3 separate regions of the Mus musculus genome follow, and all the other regions are linked to region 2. Evidence: chromatin loops called from intact Hi-C (ENCODE). Cell type or tissue: gastrocnemius. All regions are shown on one strand. Each heading gives the region's core, and the rest is flanking DNA. Links, peaks and the distances in the headings are about the cores only.

Evidence for each region. Peaks named below come from ENCODE experiments on the same cell type or tissue, not always from the same donor. Only the 100,000 strongest peaks of a DNase experiment are listed, where the experiment ranks them.
Region 1: a loop joins it to region 2, with 2.4 times the contacts of the local background. A loop is called at or near these places in 6 of 42 quality-filtered maps.
Region 3: it touches region 2 in a loop (2.5-fold over the local background); 2 of 42 quality-filtered maps call a loop at or near these places.

What each region holds. Positions count from the first base shown.
Region 1 is chr1:35,944,521-35,950,273 of GRCm38, reverse strand. The region is part of intron 1 of Gm33176 (a long non-coding RNA gene); the gene reads right to left. Among named protein-coding and RNA genes, the nearest start is that of Gm33176, 5.4 kb to the right of the region's middle. In gastrocnemius, for the core only: no CTCF peak of the experiment used is centred there; no DNase peak of the experiment used is centred there; H3K27ac peaks cover 1,131 bases.
Region 2 is chr1:35,876,698-35,882,450 of GRCm38, reverse strand. It overlaps 1110002O04Rik (a long non-coding RNA gene), which reads right to left. Exons shown (of 4, transcript XR_373312.4): 2 at 2,479-2,742; 3 at 1,623-1,769; 4 at 1,286-1,507. Among named protein-coding and RNA genes, the nearest start is that of 1110002O04Rik, 9.6 kb to the right of the region's middle. In gastrocnemius, for the core only: a CTCF peak has its summit at 3,013; DNase peaks (open chromatin) are centred at 2,685, 2,958 and 3,771; H3K4me3 peaks cover 881 bases; H3K27ac peaks cover 1,143 bases.
Region 3 is chr1:36,131,309-36,137,061 of GRCm38, reverse strand. Gm33280 (a long non-coding RNA gene) reads right to left here and starts at 5,077. Exons shown (of 3, transcript XR_003948643.1): 1 at 4,741-5,077; 2 at 2,199-4,175; 3 at 1-1,650. In gastrocnemius, for the core only: a CTCF peak has its summit at 2,256 (motif pointing right); a DNase peak (open chromatin) is centred at 2,260.

The DNA of each region.
Region 1 (5,753 bases), core at 240-5,239, 68 kb before region 2:
GCAGTCAGTGCTCTTAACCACTGAGCCACGTCTCCAGCCCTGTCAGAGGCCTCTTTAACCACAGAGGAAGATTCCCATCTCTCTTACTCATGTATCTTTCGTGATTAAAGCAAGATCTGCGTGGAGGAGACTGTCATTTTTTGTTACCCATTTAGGGTGAACCCTGGCCCTCAAATTGAATCACATTTGTAGGAGCTTTGATTAGCCATTGCCTATTAGGAACAGACAGTCCCTTGGGCCTTTCCCTTTCCCATGTTGTAAGCTTAGCTGGGTGGGGTCTTACCCTGAGATCACCCTTCCTTTGATTTCAATGAAGAGCAGGATTCTCCTTACTATGTCTCTCAGCACTAGACTTAACTGCAAGATTGTTTCCTTCTACTTCTGTCTCTGGGCACAAAACTTGCAGCAAAATTGTTTCTGCTCTTTTGCTCTTCAAATGGAACATTTTGTATTTCTTTTTGTCCTACACTTACTATTTTTTTTCATTGTAGAAATGCATAAGAGGCCGGGTGCCTTTAATCCCAGCACTTGGGAGGCAGAGGCAGGCCGATTTCTGAGTTCGAGGCCAGCCTGGTCTACAGAGTGAGTTCCAGGACAGCCAGGGCTACACAGAGAAACCCTATCTAGAAAGAAAGAAAGAGAGAGAGAGAGAGAGAGAGAGAGAGAGAGAGAGAGCAATGCATAAGAGTGATTAGTAAAGATCACAAGACGGAGCCAATATTAGGTGCCTTGAAATCTCCTCCACCAAAGAAATTAGTCCATAACTTTTTGGCCTTCAGCAAATTCTTAGGATAGGGATAGAAGACAGCCAAGTTTTCTCCTAAAATATCACATGAATGGGCTCTCGGCCAGTTACTGTTAAAGCCCCCACTTCCCTCTTATCTTCTGCTCATCTTGGTTGCCAACCTGACTACATTTGGAATCAACTAAAAGCCAAGCAGCTTTGCACACCTGCAAAGGATTTTCTTGATTGGATCATTTGAGGTGAGAAGATGCACCTTAAATCTGGGCCATGCCTTCTGGTGGCAGCCTACAAGAAAGGACGTGGGGGAAGGAAGCGTTTGCGTTGTCTGCTTGCCTTCACTTTCCCTGGCAAGTTCACCTATCCTGTCACTGAGGCATTTCTTTGCTGGTGTTAGAAACTACTTTGTTGAGATGCCAATGTATGTAGTTTGAAGACCAGCTGGAATCCTCTGGGGACCTCCAGCACCAGATTGGGACTGCTGAGACATCCCGTCTTGTGGACTGAACAACTACCAGGGGATTCTTGGCCTTTCCATTGCGAGACAGCCTGACAACCCTGGCTAGGCCTGATCATGTAGCTGTGATCAGATGGTCATCTGGGAGTGTGTTGTTCTTTAGGGGCCCCCTTTTCAAGTCTGAAAGAATGTCAGTCCATTGACTGGGAGGAAGGACTCGGGGTTGTGAGTCTCCCTTCCCAGGGGCAACCAGGTTTGTTCCTATGTCAGTGGCATAACAGGCTCTGTGTGTGTGTGTGTGTGTGTGTGCTTGTGTACATGTATTATGTTAGAGATCACGCCTCATCCCTTCTTAAGCATTGATGTTTAAAAGTAAATGTTTGTATCAGTTAGATTCTTGTTGGTAGTATTCACTGTGACTGCTTACTTCCATCTCTTGAACTATTATACAATGCTGCCATGTATGTCTTCATTAATGGATTTTAAGCATTGTTTATTGACTGCAGTGAGAACTGGTGATTGAGCCCTCCATGAACTTCCTTCCCTTGGCTCTTCCTCCACCCCCAGCAGACTTTTATCACGACTTTTGGTTAAATCGATAGGCAGTGTTTGTGTCATTAGGACGGTAGATTATGCTTCCTGCAAAGTGAAGTAGAGCATGATGATGTTTCTTTCCTGGAGTTAATGCCCACATGTTTCCCCTTTATTGAGATTTCTGTGTCCCTGTCTCTGCTCCTTTTCTAAGTGCCACATTAGATCAGTTAAATGTGAATTCATATTACTTCCCAAGTAGCTAAATCACTGTTCTATCAATTTCCCCTTTTCCCGGAACACTTGGGTTCCTGGCTGTGGGTGGCTCCTCCTGCCCTGACCCTCACCCTTGGCCTTGCCTCCGAGCTCCTCTTAGCCTGTTGCAGCAGATTGTAATGATTCTGGGCCCCTTCCTTAGTTCATACCATTGTTTTACTGAATCATATCTTCTAGTATCTCTCTAAGAACATGCTCACTACAGTAATTTCTTTTTTGGTGGGGAGGTCCTTAAACATCTATATGTTCCTCTTAAATGAACTCTGAGACATAGGCTTGAATAAATGTGATCCATTAAAAAAAATCCCCTAAAGGAGTAGGATGGCAGGATTGGAATGGTAGGAAGTCAAAGGACTTTACCTGCTGCAGGTGAAGTGTCAGTCTCAGGCTGGTCAGAACTGACACAAGATTGTGGAGCTTCCATGCTGATGTCCTGGCCGCTCACTAGCTACAGGTCCCTTAGGATTAAGAGTGTGTACACCAGGAGAGAGTTATCTGAGGACCATTTTGGGCATGAGACTTTACAAGCAGGCACTACAGCTGGTGGCTTGGGGTTGGGAGAAGCTGTCTTGAAGACCCTGGGCCAGTGGGTTCTGTGTTCAACACAGGATAATAATTATTGGAGGGGTTATAAACAGACAGTTTCTAACTAGGGCATTATGATGGTTAATCTTCTCCACTTGATGGGATTTAGAATTATAATGGAAAACAGATCTCTGGGCATATCTGTTAGGGGTTTTCTAGATTAGGTTAATTGAAGTAGCAAGACCCACAGGATGAGGTCCTGATGGAATAAAAGGAGACAATGATCTGAGCAACATCATTTATCTCTGCTTCCTACCTGTGGATGTGATGTGAGCAGCTGCCTCACCCTCCTGCTGCTTTGCCTTCCATGCCATGATGGACTGTACCCATCAAACTGTGAGCCAGTGTCAGGATGGACTGTACCCATCAAGCCATGAGCCAAAATAAATCCTACCTTCATTAAGTTGCTTTGGTTAGGAATTTTGTCACAGCTACAAGTAAGCCTTTCGGGGACTTTCAGAATGACACAGAACTACCCTGGATTAAGGGTGCGGGGGTAGGGTAGGAGAACTGCAATGGTGGGATGAGGTAGGAGGGTAGGAAAGCTGCTCCCATGGAATTCTAGACTGTGGCCTTCAGCAGTTCCAGTCTCCTGGAAGTGGGAGGTTGGGCCCTTTAAGCTTCTATATAGATATAGCATAACCTAGAAAGAAGCCCTCTCCCCACTTGTCTCTGCTTGAATCACAGAAGGAAGCTGTAATCCAGAGAGAATCTTGGGCTGGTTAAAGAATGTGACATCTTATGACGCTGGGCTTCCAGCAGCTTTGCAGACTGCTTCCCATTTGTAGAATCTGAAGCACATGAGTCCCAGAGTATGAATCTTTTGAACAGACAGAGAGTAATAGTAGTTGGGAGAGTAAAGCAAACATCCTATAGCTGTGTATGGAATTCTACATTCGACGTGGACTTTTTTTTTTCTGAGAATAAATGAATGAATTTATGTACACATGTAGCATATGCATACACACTTGGAGGCCAGAGAAGGAAGACAGTTTGCCTTGTTCTACCATGCTTGCTTTATTCTCTTTAGAAACAGTTTCTTTTGTGACAAAGGCTTGGTCCCCAGCTAGTAATTAGAGGTCATTGACAATGTCCCTTGAAGGACATATTGGGACCCAGCTTCCCTCTCTCTTTCTCCCTGGATTCTATTATATAAGTGGTTTGCTCTCTACCTCTAACAGTGAGGCTCTGCTTTGTCACAGGCCTAACGTGATGGGGACAAGAGACCAAGGTACGATCAACTGAAGCCAGTATAGTGAGTCAGAATCAATCTTTTCTCCTTTGAGCTGCAGTACAGAATATTTGAACCTGTTTCTAGTTGTGGTGTGGCTCAGCCCTTAGCACATACCTTTAATTCCTCTGGTGGGAATATGAACATGTCCTTAGTACTCACCTTTAATCTCAAACAATGAAGGTCAAGCTGTAGAAGGAAGCATCCATGTATGAAAGCGATGTCTAATTGAGTAGCAGGCAAAGTGACAAATCAGAGAAAGATTTGGTGGGATAGGATCTGCCCAACTCTCATGAGAACAGAGAGGAAAGGGAAGCTACTTAAGGGGGAGACAGACAGCACAGGGGGAAGAGAGTGCAGTACAGGATACAGTAGAGTTCAAGGAGAGCAGAGAGTGGTGCAGTAGAGTTGAGAGGGAGAGTGGAGCAGCTCAGAGAGCGAGAAGGAGGCAGTGTTACCGGGAGAGCTTTACAGAGAGAAGACGCTAGACACAGGTAAAGATAAAACAAGCAAGAGAATAATGAGAATGAGTCAGACGATTAGAAAAGATATAGTCAGTTTGAGGCCATTTTGAGCAATTCATGGGAAACTAAGAGAAGCCAGATTGAACCAGTCATCTTGGAGAGGAGTTTGAGCCAGAACAGCTGAATAGACCAGCCAGGCAGAGCTCAGCAAGAACAAGAAAGGGCGAGCTTACTCAGCAGCAAGCCTCAGAGGCTGAGAATATTCCAGGCCTAGATTAGATTGTACAGAGGTAAGACACTTCCAGGGCTAAACCTAGGTTAGCAGACTGAGGCATTAAGCCTTGGAGATGAAAATTATAACAGGAATATAAAAGTTGCTTTCAGAAAGCTGGGTTTGTTGTTGTTGTTTTTTTGGGGGGAGAGGGTGAGGGGGTGGTTGTTGTCACAGCAACTGAAAGCTGACTAATATAGCTGTCACTTTAGCAGTGTACTGCAAGAGACCTGACAAGGGCAGTCAACCTTCCCTGCCTACCTACAAGTCAGGGAAGAAATGTGTGCCTCTAGGAAGAAGGCATCTGCCATCGGATCTGCCCAAGTGGCCTTTGCCATCGGATATGCTCTGCATTCTTGGCTATTTCTGTGTGAGGTTTGCTGTCCTCCCTAGGCATTTACAGGGCACAAGTTACTTATGTCTGCGGAAAGGGTAACAGATGCCAAATGAGACCACAGGCCCCTTCTCATCTTATGCTCTGTTAGGGTCTGCAGGTCTTAGCTGGATGCTGCCAGGACAGGTGGTATAAAATGAATGCCCATCGATTCGATAGGCCCTTTCTCTAGTACGGTCTGCTGATCTTGGGTCGAGGCTATCAGGGGCAGGTTATGTGCAGGACACATTACAGTCATGGGAAAGATACCCTTGGGGATATGGAATGTGGGGACAGCTCAGCAGCTGCACAAGCATGAACATCTGAGTGTGTGATCTCCAGGACTCATGCCAAGAGCCAAGCGTGTGCTGCACGTTGGTAATCCCAGTGCTAGGAGGTCAGTGACAGACATGTCTATCCCGGGGCTGCTGACGAGCTAGTCTAGCCAAATCCAGGTGAAAGGGAGGGAACTTATACTGAGAAACACTGTGGTCTTAAGGAAGATACTTAAGGTTAACTGTGGGCCTCCATAGTATGTACATATATTCAAATACATGTATATGTACACACACACACACACACACATACACACACATATGCAGAGGATAACATTGGAGTTTGAGCCTTCATGGGGATGGCTGTAACAACCCAATGTCTGTAAAAAACCCCTTTCCTTCCTCGTGTCTTACCCTCAAGGCAGCTAGAAACACAGGGGGCCCTCCTGCTTCTTGGGGGAACTATCTGGCCTCTTTGATGAGCTGGTCACTGCTAGTTCTTATTCAGGCGCCCTTCAGTTTAGGGAGAGTTAGCTTTTGTCCAGCCA
Region 2 (5,753 bases), core at 429-5,428:
CTGGTCCTAGAGATCTCTTTAAACTTTGCTCTTCCTTGCTATACCTCCTTCTTGCTAGCTAGCTACCCTCCTCCCTGGTGCTATGGCTTTCAAAGGCAGTGGCTCATTCAAACAATGCAGAATTAACCCACACAGAGCAACTGTGAATCATTTGCAGGCTAAAATGAGCACTGGTTTTGTCTAGGGGTTTGGAAGTGTTAGTTGCTTTAGTAAGTGAAGGCATCTTGATGCTAAACCCATGTCAAGGCTGAAAGCACAGCGTCTCTTTCTTCCCCTGGGAGCAAACAGTCTTCAATGTGTTGAGCTGCTGAAACTGGAAGGAGCCTGATGCCTCCTCTGCAAGCAGCTGGGGGCTTCTCCACCAGGGTGACCTTCTTCAGTCTCTGTCATGCTATGTGACCTGGCAGGGACCTAGCATGGATTGTCCTCAGAAAATGAGTGCTTCTGGATAGAGGAAGACAAGTGTCAAAGCAGGTCCCTGAAGCCCTGTGACTCAGATGTGTGCAAACTAGAAACGCTAACTTTGCTCTGAGGAGATGGCACAAGCATTCAGACGAGAGTTTTGTTCTCAGGATCCATGTTTTAAAAAGCCAATCCCTGGGAGCATAGATGCCCTGCAGGAATGTAAGACTGACACTAGCTAGACTCAGTGTCTCAAGAATCGACTGAGTCCAGACATTCAGAGAATGAGGGAGAGGTGCAAGGGATGTGTCCTGGTTTGAATATGCTTGGCCCAGGGAGTGGCACTATTCGGAGGTGTGGCCTTGGAGTGGGTGTGGCCTTGTTGGAGTGGGTGTGTCACTGTGGGGGTGGGCTTTAAGATCCTCATCCTTGTGCCTGGAAGTTACTATTCTGCTAGCAGTCTTCAGATGAAGATGCAGAACTCTCAGCTCCTCCTGCACCGTGCCTGCCTAGATGCTACCCTGCTCCCACCTTGATGATACTGGACTGAACCTCTGAACCTTTAAGCCAGCCCTAATTAAATGGTGTCCTTTATAAGACTTGCCTCGGTCATGGTGTCTGCTCACAGCAGTAACACTCTAAGACTGGATGGTAGTGAGTGAGACACCAGTCTCAGGCGGTTGACCCCCTGCCTTAGTGTCTTTTCTTTTCTTTCTTTTTTTTTTTTTTTTCTGGTTTTTGGAGACAGGATTTCTCTGTGTAGCCCTGGCTGTCCTGGAACTCACTCTGTAGACCAGGCTGGCCTCGAACTCAGAAATCCACCTGCCTCTGCGTCCCAAGTGCTGGGATTACAGGCGTGTGCCACCACTGCCTGGCCTTTAGTGTCTTTTCTTGTTGCTGTGATAAGATATGCTGACAAAGGATGTTTAGGGGAGGAAAAGTTTATTTTAAGAATCACGTCACCTGACCAGAGTGGGGCAATCCTGAACTTTGGAATGGCTGTCTCTGTCCCTGTGACTCCATACAATCTTCTGGCTGGAAGTGAGATGTGAAGCATTTTCCATCATGTTCTGCCTTCTCTGATGGCCAGCTCTCTGAACAAAGCCTAATGGAAAGCCTCATGATTGTCTCTAATCATTTGCCTTTGTGGTGCAAGCAACATGAGCTCCAGAATTCTGGATCTACTCGTTGGAAGCAATGCTGGGAACAGTTCAGCTAACCTTCACAGCCCCTGGGAGGTGGGTATCAGTGCCAGCTTACAGAGGAAGCCTTCAGGGTCCAGTGCTCAGCACTTCTGGTGCACCCAGGTGGGCAGTCTACTCTCTGGAGGCGTGGCCTGCAGTCCCAGGCTCCACTCACACCCATGCCTGTGGGTAGAAAGTAAAGGACAATCCACATAAAACCTTGTAAATGATGGAGACAGGATATCACCATCTCCTGTGATACAGCTCCTATATACATCTCCATCATTTACAAGCTATCTGATATGAGATTTGCAGTCCTAGAAGACATCAGGCTTCTGGAGAAAGACTTCAAGTTTCTGGTGGTGTGTGTGTGTGTATGTGTGTGTGTGTGTGTGTGTGTGTGTGTGTGTGAGAGAGAGAGAGAGAGAGAGAGAGAGAGAGAGAGAGAGAGAGAGAGAGAGGTGGTGGTAGTTTTAATAGGAATGGCCCCCATAGGTTAATTTATTTGAATGTTTGGTCATTAGGAAATGGTGCTAATGAGATTAGAAGCCTTGGCCTTATTGGAGGAATCATGTCACTGTAGGGCGGGTTATGGGGTTTCAAAAGCCTACACCAGTCCCAGAGTCTCTCTTCTTGCAGATCTGGATGTAGAACTCTCAGCTCCCTCTCTCACATCATGTCTGTTTGCTTGCCACCAGGCTGATGATGGACCAAACCTCTGAAACTGTAATCTAGTCCCAATGAAATGCTTCCCTCAGTGAGAGTTGCCATGATCATGGTGTCTCTTCACAGCAATAGAACACTGACTAAGACAGGGTGGCTGGACTCACAGCTGTCACGGATCCCTGCTGGAATGGAAAGGCCCCTCCCAGCCATGGTTTTCCCCACTTACAGAATGGAGATGGTGTCACAATCTGCAGAGTTGCAGGTCACAGGGCTGATAGTCAATTGTCATCGGTATCAATCTGCAGCCGGTGAACTATTCCGCAGCAGCTGCTGCTGTCTGAGCTTAGCTTCCCTGTCTGTAAAACGCGAGCACAGACCTAGCAGGCTGGGAGTGGGTTGACTCGCAGCTAAAGTGGAGCCTATGATCTCAGCCTCGGATGTCAACATTGGCAGGCTTCTCTGTACTCATGGAGAGAATATGTAGAGGCTCCTGCCAAGAAGGGGGAAAAATTGGATTTGCCCACATGCACCCGGCCCACTGATCTGTCTTCAGAGACAGAATGAGGAAACTACCTCTTTGATCCAACACTATTTTTATCTGCCTCTGAACAGTGCTAATGCTGCATTAAGTGTGCTGTGTGGAGAGGGGCCATCATCAGGCTGAAATGAGGGCGATCATTGTCCTGGTCCTATAAATGGCATATCTTGTCTTTGTGGATGGTGCTGGTGGGGGTCCAGATTTAGGCCACCTGCTGATGGATCTGAGCAACGGCATCCCTGCTCATGTGCCACAGGCACTGTCCAGTTGGGGAAGGAGGCTATGATGGTTTGTGTTAGCTGTCAGCCTGACATAGTCTACAATCACCTGGGAGATGGGCCTCTGAGAACAACTATGAAGGAGTATCTTATACTCATTGCTGAGAGAAGACCCCCTCACTGAGAGTGGAACCATCTCTCTGGGTTGGGTATAAAGAACTATATAAAAATGGAGATTATGAGCTGAGCTGTAGCATTCATTCATTCATTCATTCACTCACTCACTCACTTGTTGCTCTCAGTTCTTGACTGTGGGGGTGACTTGACCAGTAGATTCAAGTTCCTCCCACCTTGAATTCTCAACTGTGGTGGACTTGATTGATTGGGTTATTTTTTACCCTTTGAAACTAAGGCAGAGGCAGGGATGTCTATGGAGGAGGAAGGCCTGGTGGGTATCTGAGCTCTCTAAGGTCTCTTCTCTACTCTCCTGTCCCTAGCTTGGTGACAGGCTTTTCATGCATGCTTGTCACTCCATTATATCTTTTGCCATCAGGATCTGTTTGGGGAAAGGCTGCTGGGCCCCTGCTTATCCAGAGACTTGTGTATTTGTGGGCCACCTGTTTTGGAAAGGGAACAAACAGAAGGGTAGCTGTGTACTGGGCCTTGTGATCAAGGATAAGTACATGGAGAAAAGTGGGAATACATGGCTGTCACTCAAGCTGTGTGCCATTCTGCCAAGTGTGGCAGCTCTCCAGACAGAGATGGCTTAGGATCGAGTGTGACGAGACTGACTGGGTCACAGAGTGCCTGCACACATTAGGCGTGTCTGAGTGGGTGACCCGCCTTTGAACCAGGGAGTTGGACAGAGCAACTGAGTTCTCAGTGTGGGTGGACCTCATCCAATCAGCCAAAGGTCTCAAGAGAATGGAGTCTGAACAATGGGACATGGCCTGACTGCCTTGGCCCAACACTGGTCTTCTTGACTGGACTCAGATGCTAGTTTTCCTGGGTCTTGAGCCCACTGCCTTTGTGCTGGAGAGACAGTGTTGTCTCTCTCTGTTCTTATACATTTAGACAAGGATAGAATTCACACCAGCTGCTGTCCTGGTTCTCCAGCTTGCCAGTTGTTGTGGATAGCCCTGGGGCTAATTATATTTGATGTTAAATCTGTTCTCCTGTGAGGGGTTTCGAACAAGGAATGAGTCAGCACTCAGGTGATTTCCTGTAAACCTGCTTCCCACCTTAATTTGTAAAATAAAGGAAAGCTGATGATTGGGCAGATAAAAGAGAAGGTGGAGCAGAAGGGGAGAAAGAAGGAGAAAATGGAAGAGGGAGAGAGGATGCAGAGGAGGAGGGGGAAGAAGAAGAAAGAAGAAGGAGAAGAAGACGAAGAAGAAGAAGAAGAAGAAGAAGAAGAAGAAGAAGAAGAAGAAGAAGAAGAAGAAGAAGAAGAAGAAGAAGAAGATTCATCCATGACCAAAAGTGGCTTGGGGGAGGGAAGGATTTATTTGGCTTAAAGATCATGAGTCACAGTCCATTGAGGGAAGCCAAGGCAGGAACTCAGAACAAGAATCTGGAGGCAGGAGCTGATGCAGAGGTCGTGGAGAGGTGCTACTTACTGGCTTGTTCCCCATAACTCACTCAGCCTGTTTTCTTATAGAACCCAGAACCATCATTGGAGAGATGACCCCACCCACAGTAGACTGGACCCATAATTTAAAAATTGAGCTACAGGTTTGCCTACAGCCAGATCTTAGGGAGTCATTTTCTCAGTTGAGATTCTTTTTTTCTCAGATGACTCCAGCGTGTGCCAAGCTGACATAAAACTAGCCATCAGATGAGCCATTCTACCATTCCTGAACTGGGTCTTGAAAGAGGGCTTGGCACACTATGGAATATAGAAACACTCTTGTAGGGATAAGACAACAGCTTTCACTATCCCGAGGGGCCATATTTTGATCAGGGAAGGAGACAAAAAGGATGTGGGTAGAGCCTAAGAGGGAGGTAGGTGTGGTGCTCTAAGCTGGACAGATGTCTGTCTGATGTCTTAGCTGGACAGGGCTGTTGACAATGCAGTGGGTTGTGTGGTGTGTGTGTGTGTGTGTGTGTGTGTGTGCATGTGTATTGGGAAAGAGGCAAGCAAACATGCTTCACCATTCTTGAGGAGAGGACAGACTGAACATTGAATGGAATAGTTTTTACTTGGTTACAGATGTTTATATTCTACAGTTTTTTCCCCTCTAAGGCTAAGACAGTTCACTTTGTCAAGTTCTTATATAAAAACCAAAGAGGGGCTGGGAATACAGCTCGGTTACTACAATGTTTGTCTAGCATGCATGAAGCCAAGAGTTAGATTCCCAACTCACCAAAAGTTTATACAATTTATAAGATTTTCTTCTTCTAACTACTATGCTTGTGCCACCTTATGCCAGTGGGGTTATACCACAGGGCACACACGTGCATAAGCATACGCATTGTGAAGATAACATGAAAAAATTATCAGTGTATCTAGGCATGTTGGTACACTTGTGCAATCCCAGAACTCAAGAGATTGAAACTGATAGTAAGTTCTAACTAGCCCAGGCTACCCTATTAGAGATCTTCCTGTATCAAAAACAAACAAACAAACAAAACCAAACACTGGGGTGGAATGTGTAGATCAGCAACAGATTACTTTCCCATTATGTTCAGGACCCAGGTCCAATCCCTAGAATAGAAAAAAAATATATATATGCACATATGTAT
Region 3 (5,753 bases), core at 240-5,239, 250 kb before region 2:
CCAGAGGAGGCACTGTTAAGCCAACAAAGAACCAACACATCCAACCAATACAATACAAAGATGGGTTGATGCATGCTGGGAAATAGGGGTAGACATGTGTTAAAGGTGCATTTTCTGTACGTAAATCATTAAGTTTCATATGCAGTGTTCATTGGCTCTGTTCGGTGTCGCCAGTGCACGGTTCGATTGTTGTGTAGAACTAAGGCTGCAGTGAGCAGAGGCCATGTCACCAGAGATATCCTGAATTCATCACACTGGTTTGAGAATGCCTTATAGGAGTTAGCTTTCCTCTCAGAAATTGAACTCAAGTCATTAGGCCTAACGGCAGCTCTGTGATAGCTTTTCTTTTTAACACCCATTTGATTCAAACAGGAGGCTCTGACTAGAGGTCTGCCCTCTAGGGTTGCCTGTTAAGGTCAAATTAATCCCTCAGCCACTTCTCTCTTGGGCTCACACTCCAGACCACCGACCATATCACCCTTGAGCCTCGTCTGGACACAGAATGGCAACTAATGTCCTGTGTTTGCTGAAACCATTCAAATGATGTCAGGTTAAACCTGCCCACCCTGCCTCACCTCCTCCTTCCCGTGAGCCTCAGTGGAGAGGTCACCCCGTTTCCTGCCGCTTAGTCAGCTGTTCCTCCCAGAACAGTAATACAAAACTAGATTCTCTGTCTCTGTGTCTCCCCATCCCACCCCAGACTAACCTCAGAGTCTCTGTCGCCCGGATGGCCTTAAACTCCTAATCTTGTCCCCTTACTCCTCAAGTGCTGGAACCCAGGGCTCCACACATGCTAAGCAAGCTCTCCACCAACCTTAGTTCTCCCCAGGACCCACACCCATCACTAATCCTGGTTTTGCTTTTTCTGGGGTTTCCCCCCACAGTGCTGGGACTTGAACTCAGAACCTCTGCCATGCCGAGAACATGCCCTGCCATGACCTATGCCCCCAGCACACTGTCTTTTTAGAAACATATAAAGAAGGTCATAGCCACACACTAACACTTTTCTCATCGCTGCAACAAATGACAAGAGCCACCTAAGGTTTTACTTTGGCTCCCAGTTGTGCATCCACGGTAGGCAGTGAGGTTGTGCAGACAGGAGCTTGCCGCAGCTAGTTACATTGTAGTTTGGTAGAGTATGTCATACTGAGTGCCTCTTCACATAGTGCATCTTACTCTAATCATATTTACGCGCAACTATATACAGGCAGAAGATGGTAAAGGTCTACCTCCAAGGTCTCTCAACAGACACAATGTGCCTCCGCGTGTATACCCCAGAAACCGGCGCTTCTCTTCTTCCTACTGGATACATTGGGAGGAAAGTTAAGTAGAAACGGTCTAATGTGATTGTCATTAGGAGTGAGAAATCTGTACTACTCTTCAGAGAGTACACACAGTGCTTGGAAGGCAGGGGTTTGAGGAGGTTCTGAGGAAGCCAGATCCACTGTTTGGAGAGGGATGAGTGTGCACGTAGTCAGTGCAGAAGGCAGTAGGCTACTGTGCATTGTCAGAAGGGGAGTGGGTCTCACTCAGTCCAAGTGAAGCTGGGTTACTTAGTCTCTGTGTGTCCTCGTGGTAGGTCTCTTCCCTCAGTTTCCTCAGCAACTGGATCTTCAGGATACTGAAGTGCCTGGATGGCAACATCAAATTCTTCTCCAATGAATCAAAGAAAAAAAATCAAAAGGGAAATTTGGAAATACTGTGGTATATTTAAAGTGAAAATACACCACGTGAAACTCCTGAAATGTAACTGGGAAATGTCTAGCTGTTAATGGCCATGTTATAAACCAAGAGGGCTGTGAGCATCTGCGTGGTAGAGCATAAGTCTCTGAAGTCAGTCCTCAGCATGGAAGAGAAAGCCTCAAGTTCACTGCCAACTGAATGTCTTAATGAAATGCAAGAGTGTGCTAATTATTAAATGACAAAAGGGAAGGATAAGTATCAATGAAACTGAAATTACTTCCTAGAAAATGTCAAAATTGAGAAGCCTTCAGTAGACTGATTGGAGGGGGGGTGACGAGAGAGGGAGGGAGGGAGGGAGAGGGAGAGAGAGGGAGAGGGAGAGGGAGAGGGAGAGGGGGAGGGGGAGGGGGAGAGGGAGAGAGAGAGAGAGAGAGAGAGAGAGAGAGAGAGAGAGAGAGAGAGAGAGAGAGAATGAAAATATTCAAATAATCAAAAGTAGAAAAAGTTATTACTACCTATTCCTCAAAGAGCTATGGTAGTGGATGCATTGCAGTACCGGTGAAAGCCACAAGAGGGCATCAGCTCCCCTGAAGCCAGCGCTATAACGAGTAGCTCTGCTACTGTGCAGTGTAGATGCTGGGACCAGAACTCTAGTCCTGTGGAAGTTGCAGCAAGTGCTCTTCACTGAGCCACTCTCCAGCCCCTGCCACCTGCTTTTGGAAGAAGTATATACATTGACAATTGCAGGGCCTGTAAATGTGAAAACTATCAAAACTGACACAAAGAGACAAAAATAAAATCATGCAGGACCTAGAACAAAGAAGGAGATTGAAGCAGTGCTTATAATAATGCAAAAACCCACAACAAAGGGAATGCCTTTGCAGAGGTTAATTTTGTCAACTTGATTAAGAAGTATGCAGGAGGGTCCATGAGTTGGCTCAGTGAGGGACACACTGTTAGGCGAGCCTGACTCCTGAGTTTGATCCCTGGAACCCATGGAAAGATGAAAGACCCTTTCCTTTATGAACCGCTTCATAAAGCTGTTCTCTGATGCCCCTTTCCCTGCAACACCCTTGAGTCTCTATATGTGCACATGTGCAAACACACACACACACATGCACACATTTTTAAAAAGCACCTAGTATGTGGTGAGTTTTAATAGTCTACTTGACACAACCAGGAATACCTGGGAGGGGCTTCTCAAGGGATTCTGGGGGATTACGTAGCTTACATTAGCCGGTGGGCATGCTTGTGAGGGAGTTTCTTAATTCAGTGAACTGAGGTGGGAAGGCCACCCTGAATGTGGGGGACAACTACAAAAATATTAATTTCAGGGCTGAGGTGGAGGCCCTTCACTGAATGAGACAGAGTGAGCTCAGAACAAGCATGGGTGAATTACTCTCTCCCCCTGCCACCTCGATGGGCTGTGACCTGGGGTTTTGAGCCAAATCAACATTTTCTTCCTTAAGTTGCTTTTGACAGGGTGTCTTTATCACAGCAACAGGAAAAGAAACCAAGACTCCTGGGAGATTAGAGAAGCACAGATTTCCGTTCACTGGTGAATGCAGAAGTTGGGGCCTGTTGGAGGAAGGTCACTAGAGGTACATCCTTGGCTATATCTTCCCATGACCCCTTTTGATTCTCCTCTGTTTTTTCTTGGTAAGAAACAGAGAATCAGAAAGTAAACTCTGAAATTCATAATTAGTTGACATGTGTTTTGTGTGTGGGTACGCGTATGTGTGGGAGTGCATTGTCTCATGGTCTGTGTGTCACCAGGACAACTTGTGGGAATCAATTCTCCCCTGATATGGGCTCTGGGCTTTAAAGTCCAGTTGTCAGGCTGCTGTGTGACAGACTTTTCCTGGGGAGGCACAACATATGCACATCCACCCATCCCAGAAAGGGAGCCAACAACAACAACAACAACAACAACAACGGCAAAACCCAAAGACATAAAGTACACACCAAAGGGCATCAACTCAGAGTGACAACTGGATCAGAAGAAACACTTATGGTCCTGTAGGTGATACAGCTGTCCAGGCTGATGTCCCTTCTTTGCCGTTACTGTTGTGTGCACATGTGGTGAGTGTGTGAACACAGGCACGCGGTGCCACCCACGGGAGGGGAAGTGTGTGGAGAGCAGCTGTCTGAAGCGGTTCTTTCCTTCCACGGCGACATCAGGGAGCAGTCAGCTTTTCATTCTTGTCCAGGAAGCCCTTCACCTGCTGAGGATCCAGCTGCTCCTCCTTGTAGGCGTCCACCATTGCCCCCTACTAGAACTTAGTGTAATGCAGACAACTACCAAAATAATAAATTAGAGGTCTGGAGAGCCAGCTCAGTGGTTTAGAGTGCTGGCTACCCTCCCAGAGGACTAGGGTTCAAATCCCAGCACCCACGTGGTGGCTCACCACCGCCTGCAACTTCAGTTCCAGGGGATCAAACACCCTCTCTGGCATTCGTGGACACTGCACACAAGTAGTACACAGGCATACCTGCAAACAGAAGATTCATAACGTAAGATAAGAACTTAAGAAATCAATTTAAAATTGAAGTGACATTTCTGTGAGGGGTAGCGTGTGTGTCCCTGCCATTCATCCCGGCATGCATGTGAAGGTCAGAGAACAGCTTGCCAAAGCTGGCTCTTTAGCTTCTTTATGTGGCTCTCAGGAATTGAACTCAGGGTTGTCAGACCTGGTAGCAAGTACTGGCTGAGCCCTGTCACAAACTCACATAGACAGACAGACAGACAGACAAACAAACAAACAAACAAGCTCCTATTTGTCTTGAGTTCTGTGTGAGGCTATCTTTCCCTGATATCTCCTTATCCCCACTCCCACTCAGCTCACTGAGCCCTAAAGTGTGTCCCCAAGGCCCCTCCTAAGGTCCATGTCTCCTACTGGTACTTAGAGATGTCTCCATCGTTTCCATGGTCCCAGCCCACTGCCTCAGTGCAGCTGGCAGCTTCCAGCATCCTACTGACCACGGACCACAAGGCAAGGGCGGACCACATCTGCGGCCAGGCATGGTCTCACCCAGCATTGTTTTTTGCCAGGTTACCTTGGAGTCTGTCTGGCCTGCTCCTCATTTCACAGTGGGTTCTACCCTCTGGGTTTTATTGCTGATTGCAGATCACCCTGGCAGCCACTGAGGCCCAGAGGGCACTTCTTTCCTCCCCAGCCCCAGGTCTTTTGCAGTCTCCATTTGGCTGACTGCTACCTCTATGGGTCGATTTGGCTCCGCTCTGTCTGGAAGTATTCTTGTTCAGAGATCCTTCATGCGTCAGGTATCTTAGTTCTCTTTCAGCTATGCCCAAGCTTTCTCCCGCACCTAATGCAACAATGTTATTAGCTTATCAGTGTTCACTAAGTACAGTGGACCAAACTACTTAACATATGAGCCTGGTCGCTTTCTGGGTCCTAAAGCCTGACATTTTCTGAGATACTAGATAGTGACAGTGAGAGTGGGGTACCCGGCTCCCATCCCTAGTGGGACTCGCCCTTTCCCCAGCACATATAAAAAGCAATATTTGTGTTCAGGACTGGGTGCATACCTGTGGCTAGGCCATCCCTGTTGGAGAAGCGGGAATCACACAGGCAGACAGCTATGGTGCAACTCCCTGCCTCACCATGCTAGAACTAGCAAAGGAAATTCACTCGAGATTCTTTTTAGACTTAAGCAGTGCTGATGGGTCCTGAAGTTTAGCTGAGCCAGTGGAAGAGACAGGGGCAAGTGACTGTATTGTGGGCATTGCACTGAGCTGTGCTGAGTGCCCAGAGCACACAGGGTCCTGGCAACTAGAAACGGCCTTAGCCTAAGTCTTACCTTGGCTGGATGTGGATGCTCTGGCAAGGGTCCTGTTAAAATTTGACACCTGTTAAATTTGAAGGTGCTATGCTTACACTTAACAGCCCCAGCAGGGCAGCTGCTTATAGATATAAAGATGAAGGAGGCACGGCAGGAGGGACTTCCGGCAGGAAGGAAGCTGTGTCAAAGACAGTTGGCTGTCTCTCTCTACCTTTAACTATCAGATTGGTAAGAGAATGGGTTCCAAGAAACTGACATTTCTTTGG